Linked DNA regions of Mus musculus: region 2 is linked to region 1. The links are chromatin loops, found by intact Hi-C in ENCODE. Cell type or tissue: left cerebral cortex. All regions are shown on one strand. Each heading gives the region's core, and the rest is flanking DNA. Links, peaks and the distances in the headings are about the cores only.

The links. Peaks named below come from ENCODE experiments on the same cell type or tissue, not always from the same donor. Only the 100,000 strongest peaks of a DNase experiment are listed, where the experiment ranks them.
Region 2: it touches region 1 in a loop (4-fold over the local background); 3 of 42 quality-filtered maps call a loop at or near these places.

The regions. Positions count from the first base shown.
Region 1 is chr15:20,117,442-20,122,836 of GRCm38, forward strand. No RefSeq gene overlaps it. Among named protein-coding and RNA genes, the nearest start is that of Gm25976, 65 kb to the right of the region's middle. In left cerebral cortex, for the core only: a CTCF peak has its summit at 2,282; a DNase peak (open chromatin) is centred at 2,390.
Region 2 is chr15:21,534,322-21,539,716 of GRCm38, forward strand. It overlaps Cdh12 (cadherin 12), which reads left to right. Exons shown (of 12, transcript NM_001008420.2): 7 at 3,096-3,349. Among named protein-coding and RNA genes, the nearest start is that of Gm25101, 420 kb to the left of the region's middle. In left cerebral cortex, for the core only: a CTCF peak has its summit at 2,752 (motif pointing right); no DNase peak of the experiment used is centred there.

The DNA of each region.
Region 1 (5,395 bases), core at 73-5,072:
AAAATATGAATTCATATGGCATTACCTTTACTGAATAGTGTTTCTTGTACTAAGAAATATCTTGTGACTCAGTTCCTTTTTGTGTCTATCAATCACTTAGGTTAAAGATAACACCATGGTCTTCCAGGACTTGATTACCACATCTGTAGTAGTTTATGATAAATCACATTTATACATAATACAGGGAGTGAGTATATTAACCATGATAGCTTTCCATGTTCCTGGTGAATAATCTATCACTGGCATATTTGATAAAAGAACACTGTACCACATTTCAAACATGTCATATTACTGACTATAAACAGAAGTTTAAAATTTATAGTTAACATCTAAACTAGCAGTCCCATTGCTGAAGAGAACACATTCCATTATTTTTGAAGAGCTAACAAAAAGCAATTCTGCTTTAATGTGAGCTAGTGTTTTCCTTGCTGTCTTTGTTCATTTAGTAATGTAAAATATTCCTAAAATTTTGAAATATATACATGTATCATTCTCTGGATAATATTGTATGCAAGCCAGTAAGGAACATCCCTCCATGGCCTCTGCATCAGCTTCTGTTTCCTGACTTGCTTGAGTTCCAGTCCTGACTTCCTTTGGTGATGAACAGCAGTATGGAAGTGTAAGCTGAATAAACCCTTTTCTCCCCAACCAGCTTCTTGGTCATGATGTTTTGTCCAGGAATAGAAACCCTGACTAAGACACACAGATATTCAATTCATATCAAGAAATGGGCAACATCACTGAAAGGAAACTTTCACAAATTAGGATAAAATTTACAAGCATTCTTTGATTTAATCAACACAGATTGTCAAGAAATATTATTAATTGTGACAGTCATTTCATTATTATGAGAAATAACTTATAGAAGAAGCTCAGGAGGCTTGGTGATAGCAAAGTCATTGCCACACTTGTCCTACAAACAAGTAGACCTATGCAGGTCCTCACCATCACATAAAAAAAAGTCAGACATGGAAAGAAAAATGCTCACTGACAAATGGAAGGTTGAGAATTTGCATACTGCTGTATGCTGGCCAGCCAGTCAATGTGAATATGTGAGCTCCAGGTTCATTGGAAGGCACCATATTTATTATCCTTTCCTAAACCTGAATCTTCCTTTTGTACTTAATACATAACATGCCTGAAAGAAATTAATTTTATATGTAGTTTCTTCATTTCCAAAGATATGTATTTATTTATTTATTTAAAATGATCCAATCTGTCCTTTTTTATGTTTAGTCTTTATTGAACCTTCACAAAATCAACAAACTCTTCTCCCACTGATGCCCAACAAGGCCATCCTCCATTCTTGCCTACAAGAGAGCTTTTTAAATCCCACCATTATCAGCCTAACTTTTTCCCATTAGTATTTTAAATATATTGTATTATGTTCAGAGACTGTCATGTTTCTTCTGCTGTCAAGTGAATTGGACATTTCCATAGATCACTCCATTCTTTCAGCTTAGAGCTGTGAGAATCTTCTTTTTGTTTTTCTATTTATGAAAATGAAACTCTGTTAGGTTGCTTTTGCCTGATGATGTTTGGCCCTGCATGCCTGTAAACTAGCATTGTTCTCTAGGTGTCAGAATATTTCTATAACTTTTTTTTTATAATCTACTTACTTCTTTGCATTCTCCAGTTATGTGCTCCGGATTATTAACTTTGAGCCCTCTCCTGTAATACTAGAATTCCTCTTTCTTTATTTTAAACTCTTCCTTTTTGTTCTCCTCACCATGTGAACTGAGTTTTCAACTAGTCTGTCTTCCTTTTCTAGAATATTTGGATTTTTCATTTTTGGAAATTCACTAAATTTTCATTTAAATTTTCAGATTGATTTATTTCTGCCACAGGTGTTCATGATTGAATTTATTTGATTCATTTATTTTATGTTCTCTCTTGATTTGACTAATGAGTACTTTTCCTCACTGTCATTTGATTCTTATTGATTATTCTTCATGATAGATATTTTACATTCTTTAGGATTTTTCTACACTTTTCTTTTTTTTTTTTCCACTGCATTTCAATTAGTTGAGTTCATGGTTTATTCAAAGCTTCCTATCCTTGACATTTGAAATCATCTAAGACGTAACAAATATCTTTCTTTTTTTTTAATCCCAGCATTCCCAAATAACATTTCCTTATACCTCTATCCTCAGTTATTTTAGACAAAATTCTTTTTCCCCCTAAAAGTGAAGTTACCTCCATTATCCCAACAAGTGTAGATGTACAAGGCTGGATTTCCTGGGTGTGAATTACCAATGTGATATTACTGTTTAAACACCAGAGGGTGATCCAAGTCCAAGTTTGCTTCAAATTCTTTTTAACATGTTCTGAATAAGCTTGAGAAGTTAGTCTGGTTATTTTCTGGAAAGCTTAGTCTTTTTTCCAAAATTTTCTTCTTCAAAAATACATAGGCACAGATTTCTGACCAACTCGTGATAGAATCACCAGCAAGAATGTGCTGCAGAAGCCTGTGCCATGGATCTGTCCATTTCCTTCTGTGTCTTCCTGACTCCATTGGCCAAAGATGTCTTGGACAACTCTGAGGACTCAAATTACAATAGGCTGTACATTCGTGACATGTACTAAGACTCATGGCAGTTTTCATAAGACAATAGCAATGCTTATAGGCAGTGAAGCATAAACACTCATTCATCTTACTCTAGAGATACCCAGAGACGCCATAGGTAGGTAGACCATGGAATGGAATTCACTGAGATCACTACAAGGTTAGGTTTAATCACCCCAGAACCAAGTTCCTGGACAAAACCTTGTGCTTTCACTATTTCCTGCAAGCAGTGAATGAGTTTCCTTGACCCTGTACTTTCAAAAGGTGGTATTGTGTTAATGAAGTGTCCATTGGCATCTATGCTTTCTATAACTCGGTTGATACTAAGTCTCCTAGACAGAAGGGCTTTCAGAGTTTCAAATGTGTATCAAGATCAATACCACTGTCACTAGTGCTGTTGGCACAAACAGCTAGGGCAAGTAACCCAAATTATGTTTGAAATGCTTGAGAGTCCCAAATTTAAGCACTGACTTGGAAGTCAAACCCTGCCTAGCTTAAGGTTAGCTGATGGTGATGGAGATAGCATTTTGACCTACTGAAGCTTAGTTGGGTACACTCTTACAGAAATGTACCTAGCCTTAGGTAGGAGATTAGTGTCTGATGTAGTCTTAACTCATCTCCGTGAACAACAAAAGCAATAATCTTAGTGTTTTCAAATAATGTTCATGCCTCTGACTTATGGTAGGATAGATCTGGAATCTCAATTTGTGAGCTCTGGAATAAAACCTTTATTTTCTATCTGGCATATGGTTTTATTCTATAGCAGATCTGATAATAACCCCTAAGACAGAGACCTAAAGATTACGGAGGATTTCTTCATCTTAATTAGAGACTTTGTATCTTTACAAAAGAAACTCAGAGAAGATGATGAAGGCAAACTATTCACTGCCTGGTTAGCACAGTTATAAAAGCTCTCACCAGTGATCTTTGCTAGCAGTATATCATGAGACCCTAGTAACTGACTTTCACCATTGTAAATTGGTGTCATTTCAAATCTAAGGCTTGCATTTATTTTTTCCTGGACGCACAAGCAGGAGGTATTTGTCTGTACTCGGCTGCATGGAGTTGGGAGAGGAAGTGTGAACATATATGTAGGTATTATGGTTTCTCCCCTACTTCTTTTATTTCTTGCAAAGGTAGTTGGATGTATTTGTTTGTATACAGTGAATCAACTTGTATTGAATTTGCTTTGTGGTCAGTGAGAAAATTTCAGAACTCCTTTATTAATTTCTCATCTTCTGGATTTCCTTGAGAAACTACTTCTTAAATTTCTCTTTTGTACTATTCTTTTAAAAAAAATTAAGTGGTCAATTTTGATATATATATATATATATATATATATATATATATATATATATATATATATATATACATGTGCGTGTGTGTGTGTATAATTTCATTTTGAATTGAAATAAAACATGCAGTATATTCTCATCAGATGTTTCATATATAAGTACTGTATATGCACCATTTCCTACACTGCCTTTTCCTCCTTTGCCCTCTAACCTAACTTGGATTCATTATCTAGAACACAATTACTATTTTTTCAATTTTTATTACATATTTTCTTCGTTTTCATTTCAAATGCTATCCTGAGCATCCTCTATACGTTCTCCCTGCCCTGCTCCCCTACCCACCCACTCCCACATCTTCCACTAGCAGCCTTTGGATGAAGACATAGAACTCTCAGCTCCTCCTGTGCCATGCCTGCCTGGATACTACCATGCTCCCACCTTGATGATAATGGACTGAACCTCTGAACCTGTAAGCCAGCCCCAATTAAATGTTGTTTTTTATAAGACTTGCCTTGGTCATGGTGTCTGTTCACAGCAGTAAAACCCTAACTAAGACAGAACCCTAACTAACATATTCGTTGGGCAATTTATAATTCTTTCCATCATATTTACACTTTTAGAAGATATTCAGATATATTAGATAATTTCAGGTTAAGAATAAAACACTGTAAAAATATCCTTTGCACTACTAAAAGATATCAGTAGAACAATCATAGTTCAATACAGTAGCTCTTCTTCAATTTTATAACTGTAACATCTAGTCATTACCACTTACCAACTAATTAAAATCCTGTCAAAAAGATTTTTTATGACACCATTCTTGGGGTACAACTATTCCTTTTTACTAAACCTGGGTATGTTTTCCTTTTCCCTTTGATCTGTGTTTGGGTCCCAAGGGAAATGAATAGATGATCATACACTTCAATGAGTAATTGTTACTTCTTGTATAAACTTGGCAATGAGTCTTCAGAATTTTGTGAATTTAAGGAGTGTCCAGTTCTTTGTAACTGGGCTTTCAGAATGTTACTAATTTCTCTTCTCTTCCTAAGAATAATGTTTTAATTCATAGGAAATGGCTACACAAACAATGTTAGATGGAATTGGGCAAGAATTTCTTAGATAAAAAAAGATATGACTGAAGAAATTCTCCTCAAATAAAATACCAATTTCTTCAAGAAAATTATAGGCCGAGGTTGGCTCATTGTCTAGTCTTGACTCTCATCCGCTCATATACTCACCTTTTTAAAAGTTGGTTTAATATTTATTTTGCAAAGAAATTCCAGATAAATTAGCACTTATAGTAGCACAGTGAGGTATTTCTTATTCTTTACAGATTTCTACAATATGGTAGCAACATAAACATAAAATTTGCCTCACATTTAGCATAAGTGACAATTAAATGTGGGCTAATAAAGTGCACCAAAGAGCATAATAACTTCATTGTTTTTTATGCTATGTGTATGCCTATTAAATGTGCGTGATACATACACAGTAGTATGTGCGTATAAGTAGTGAATTTTCTGCCGAGCCCAAG
Region 2 (5,395 bases), core at 245-5,244, 1.4 Mb after region 1:
TGATATAAATCTGTTTCCAACTCTTCGTCCAAAAACAACCTGTTTCTTTTCAGGTGATGACATCGTCTAATCATTGCTTCCTTGAAAGTGTGCCTTTCTAATGACGATTAAGACTTTCTAGACTCTGCATGGTAGAATCTTGTTAATGCAGGATACAGTTTTTGAGAGTGCTCACCTTACTGTGTTGATGAAAAGATACATGTCCTTTATAAATTTGTTTTTGTCACTTATTATGAGTGCCCAAGTCCTCATAAGTAACATCTTAGAAAACAGCCACAAGCTACCTTCAAAAAAAAAAAAAAAACAAAAAAAAAAAACAAAAACAAAAACAAAAAACCTCACCCATTATGTCAAAGGCTCAATTCTATGTCAACATTTTAAAGACCATACTTATATTTGTATAATTTGCCTTCCCTTAAAACTCAGTGCCTTGTTTGTTGACATGCTTTCAAATTCACATGCTATGCCTACTCTCAGTCTTGGACTACTAAACACAGATGTTGGGGGCCCTTGGAGAACACTTAGTAACGATAATAAAAATAAAATATTAAAATAATAATAAGTGGAAACACTTCTGCATTTTGTCCTCCAGAGATATTGATTTTCAAATTCATAAAAACATCAATAAATGGAGTCTATCCATTTCTATATAACATTATGTAGAAGCAGGAACTTTGAGAGTCCCTGGGGGATGAGTCACCTAATATTTACATTTAATACATCCTCTGAAGTGAGAGAAAACACCTGCACACTCTGCTCTTCATTGTTGTGGCTATTCTGCTCCTAGGCAAAAAAAGAATGTAAACAGGAAGAGTCACTACAATAATGTAGCTTGCCTAACTCTTCTTCTTTCAAATTCAGAGTGATATTAAATGTACATTTTTATAGAATTAAAATTTTGAATTCTTATTGCATAGCTCCCTACAATATTGTCTTCCCCTCTAGCTGAGGTAAGTAACATATTGCTCACCAAGGAGACAGGAATTCCTCACTTAAGCCATGTTTTACCAATCATTTCCCTTCTCTTCTATAATCTTTATGTTCTAATGGTCTGTGAATGGTGTTAGAAGGTTCTCTATTTATTGTGGGAGAATTATATTCACTCAACTTCTCAGAAATATTCAGTTTTCAAAGATTCTGAGCCAGTCAATGTCATCTGTACTTCTTTTACACACTAGCATTTTATTGTGATTATTAGCAAGTGAAGCTCCTTATCTCCAATTTAAGATAGCAGTAAGATTAGTGATTTGTTAAATGCAAGGAAAGAGCCAACTGATGATTCTACCAGCTTTTGCTGAGATGCTTCCTTTTCTCAGGAGAGATTGCTTAAGGGTCAGGGTCACCAAAAAGGAGCTCTGTCTTGTATATTACTGTGATGTTTCTCTGAAAGTTTTTCTTCAAGACAATGATCATTGCTGGATGTAAGTTTTCAGTTGCAAAACAAATCTCTAGGTACAAATAGGTTCTCCCCAATGCACTCCCAACTCTTAAACTTGACCACTTAATCTTTGCCAACTGTGTTAGGAGAAGAGTTCATAAAAGCCAGAGACAAGACTGTCTTCAAAAATGATGTATAATAAATAAAAAAGGGAAAGAAATGTAGAATTGCCTTCTCTGGCCATTACCTTGAAACTGACATACTGGTAGGGAGCCAAATTCATCCATTCTTTTACTGCAAAGTAAAATAATTAATTTTAAGGCTTGTCTGGAAGGAATTTTTATAATCGTGCAAATGTAGACATATCAATGGGTAGGAGAAATCGGGGAGAGAGATGAGGTGGAAGTGGTGCACATGACTGCATCCTAAGACACAACAACTCATTCTAAGATACACGACAGCTTTTTCTAAATATGTTGAAAGTAAAGAGATAGGAAGTATCAAATGTCATACCATATATCATGAATTTCTTCCTTATAAATTACAGTTGAATTCTTATATGTTACTCCAACACATTTACTCCCTAGGAAGACCTTTCAGATATTTGAAAATGTGTGCTTACCTTTCCTTGTGTTTATTGATTCAAGCTAAGCCTTATCATAAATGCAGCGTTTTCTTCATTCTTCATTGGCTCACTTGGATTATACTATTATATATTAAACTGCTCTTAAAGTCTAGATCCTCAAGCGTCAGCCATCCAAGCTCTGGGATGGTTACTCTGTAACCAAACAAAGCAGCTTCCCCCACAATGCTGAGTGTGATCCACCACACTGGCCATCACAGCATAGGGAGCTGAGACAGAAGGCTTGTCAGCTCAGGGCCAGCTTAAGCAACATAATGTGAGCCTCTGTCAACTCAACTCATTCCTCCAAACAAAGTATCTCATTGCTACAGTTATCCTAGCCAATAAAGTGTTCAGATATGGAGATGAAAGAACTGATATTTAGAGGTAGGAAAATATATCTACACAGAGCATCAGTGCATATGGACAAATTAACTTCCACTGTTACTTCCAATGTCTTCTGTAACTTAGCAATATGTTTCAGGTCATAATTCTTTCTGCTGTTTTCTGACAATGTACTGCAGCATGCATTAATTTTTTGCATTATTCTTGGAATGCAAACAACTGTAATTACCCAACCTACTGACTTTTACTCACTCTTTCTAGATAAAAATACCAGAGCATTGAGGACCTTTAAGAAAAAAATGGTAATAGGGGAAAAATAAGAAAAGGGAATATCTAACATTGTATGTGATCCTGAAATCTAAATAATCAAACAATTTCTCTGTTGCTCTACTCTTTCGATCTTTACTTCTGTCCAGTAGATGTCAGTATTGGATAAAAGCATAATAATGTCTTCCTCACTGTTTGCACATTGCCTAGTAGGACATGAGTAGCCCTGTCTACTTTGATGTGTAGATGTAGATTTTGTCAGTTCTGTGTATTAAGATAATTAACATTGCAGGTTTCTTCTACATCCCGTTTATCTTTAATGTTCTTAAATATTTACTTTCACTTTCTCTACTCTGTATTCTTAGAAGAAAAGCTGAAACGTGTAATTAATTAGAAGCAGCTGGCAGATTGCTTAGAAGCAATGTTCACCATTTTCTGCCCAGATCTATATAATTATAATTTTTCATTTTGTCCTTATTACAGCCTTTAGATTTTGAAACCAAGAAGGCATATACTTTTAAAGTAGAGGCCTCCAACCTTCACCTTGACCACCGCTTTCACTCTGCTGGGCCATTTAAGGATACTGCTACAGTAAAAATCAGCGTGCTGGATGTGGATGAGCCACCAGTGTTCAGCAAACCACTGTACACCATGGAGGTTTATGAAGACACTCCTGTGGGGACCATCATCGGAGCTGTCACAGCACAAGACCTTGATGTGGGCAGTAGTGCTGTTAGGTATGAACAACATTTTTTAAATGCTCCTTAGAAAAACTAAATGAGATCAACAGGAATTAGCAAACTCAATTATTAAAGGTGCTGCCAAGGAATAGTGGTAGATCATGTGCCACAAAATTTAATTACTTCTTATTAGTGTGATGGTAAAGTATTGCCATAGAAATTCAATACAAACAACCAATGTAATTACTTACAATACTGGTCACAATGTTGCAATTCTGGGTATGTCCCTCAAACTGACTAGTCATTTGTTTTTTCATTTGTAAAAAGGACTGAGCAAAATAACTTCAAAGAATGATGCCAAAGAGTAGTGATATCAAGGTACTACCACAATACATGAATTAGTTTGACATAGTTTGCACTTTCTTTAAAAATCTATGTCCTGCTACCCCATGTTGATTTTGAAAATGAGGTAGTTGTAAGATTCACATATTGGAACCTATTGATCCACTGTAATAGCATAATATACTGTGTTTGATATGGTGTGTGAATGGTTGCATAGTAGCAAGTGTGAGTGACCAATTTAAGAATACGAGCTTTTTTTTTTTTTTTTTTTTTTTTTTTCCTACCTTGCAATGTTGAGAATTGAAACTAGGCCCCTGTACTCAATAAACAAGTAATTCACTGCTGAAATAAATCTCTGCATCTAAAGGGGGAGTTCTAAAGCAAAGTGACTGTGCTAACAGAGGAAAATAGACATAACTGTTACAATTGTTTTTCATATGAAAACCAATTTAATGGTAGTCTTTGCCCAATGATTGCATATGATTTCAGAAATAGGACCAGGAGTCTGTATGGTTTTTCTTCTTTTAGTCATCTGAATCCATTCCCCAAAGTTGCATATTTAGTTTAGCTTTCTCTGAAAATGTACCCCATGAGGACTTAAGATAACTTTATTTTTCACAGTACTGGATACTGCAAAGTTTAAGATACAAGGGCTCGTAGAACTTGCTTCTGATAAATTACTTTATTCTTATGCAAATTGTTACTTTTTTTTTGCTGGAATCTATACAAGGAAAGAAATTAGAGTTCTTCATGGTTAATTTTGCACAGGCATAAATCATATTATAAGGGATACTTTAGCATCAAATAATAGCTCTCAGAGGATGCAAATCTTCATTTGGACTGGGGAATTTCAATTCACGATTCTGTTATGGAAGTAGACACAGGTATCCCACACTTAACATTATATTCTAGACCACTGACTTTCTTTGCCTTTTCACATATCAAATAAAGTTACCTCAATCAAACAGCACTCAAAGGCTTAAATGATTCCATTGCTAACATAAGAGTTTAACATTTAGTGTCTCCCCTCAATAGCCTCTACCAAAGACACAGGAGTTTCCTTGTCAGATCCACTGTAGCGAAGTTCTTTGTAGTAGTGATTCTTTGAAACTAAATTAGTTATGTGATTTTAAAATATGTGCCATGTCAGTGATAGACCAGATTGTAACTTTCCATATAAGAAAGAGAGAATGAAAGAACAGTGGTGTCTATACAGTTCTAAATGATAGCAGGGGAACTCCACTCAAGTTGAAGCTTTATTAAAAATGATTTCTCTCTAGGTCAGGGCTTCATCTTACAGATCCACTGAGTGTGGAGTCTTCTATATCCGTTAGAATGATACACAATTCATATAACTGTAAATCCAGTGTCCACACTGTGGAGTTCTTACTCATCCTCACCTATCCAAATAGGTAAAAACTGCAGAATATTGACTACCTCTAGCCACTTGTATTAGCTTGTTTTTTGGCACATACTGCCACTATTTCACAAGCAAACGTGCTTCTCATGTCCCATGATGCTGACTCATGAGTAATTATTTCAGTGATTTGGCACTTTTTAAGAAGTCTAAAATTGCTCCTGCAATTTTCGCATTTCTCTGTTTTCCTTAATCCATCAGCCAGTGGGTCTTGTGTAGCATTTCTATTGCTGTCTCCAATTGTCATGATGGATAAAATCTTTTGTTCTATGTCAAGCAATTGTTAATGTGTATTTGAAATAATAACCCTAATATATTTTCTGAACATTCATTTTTGTCATATT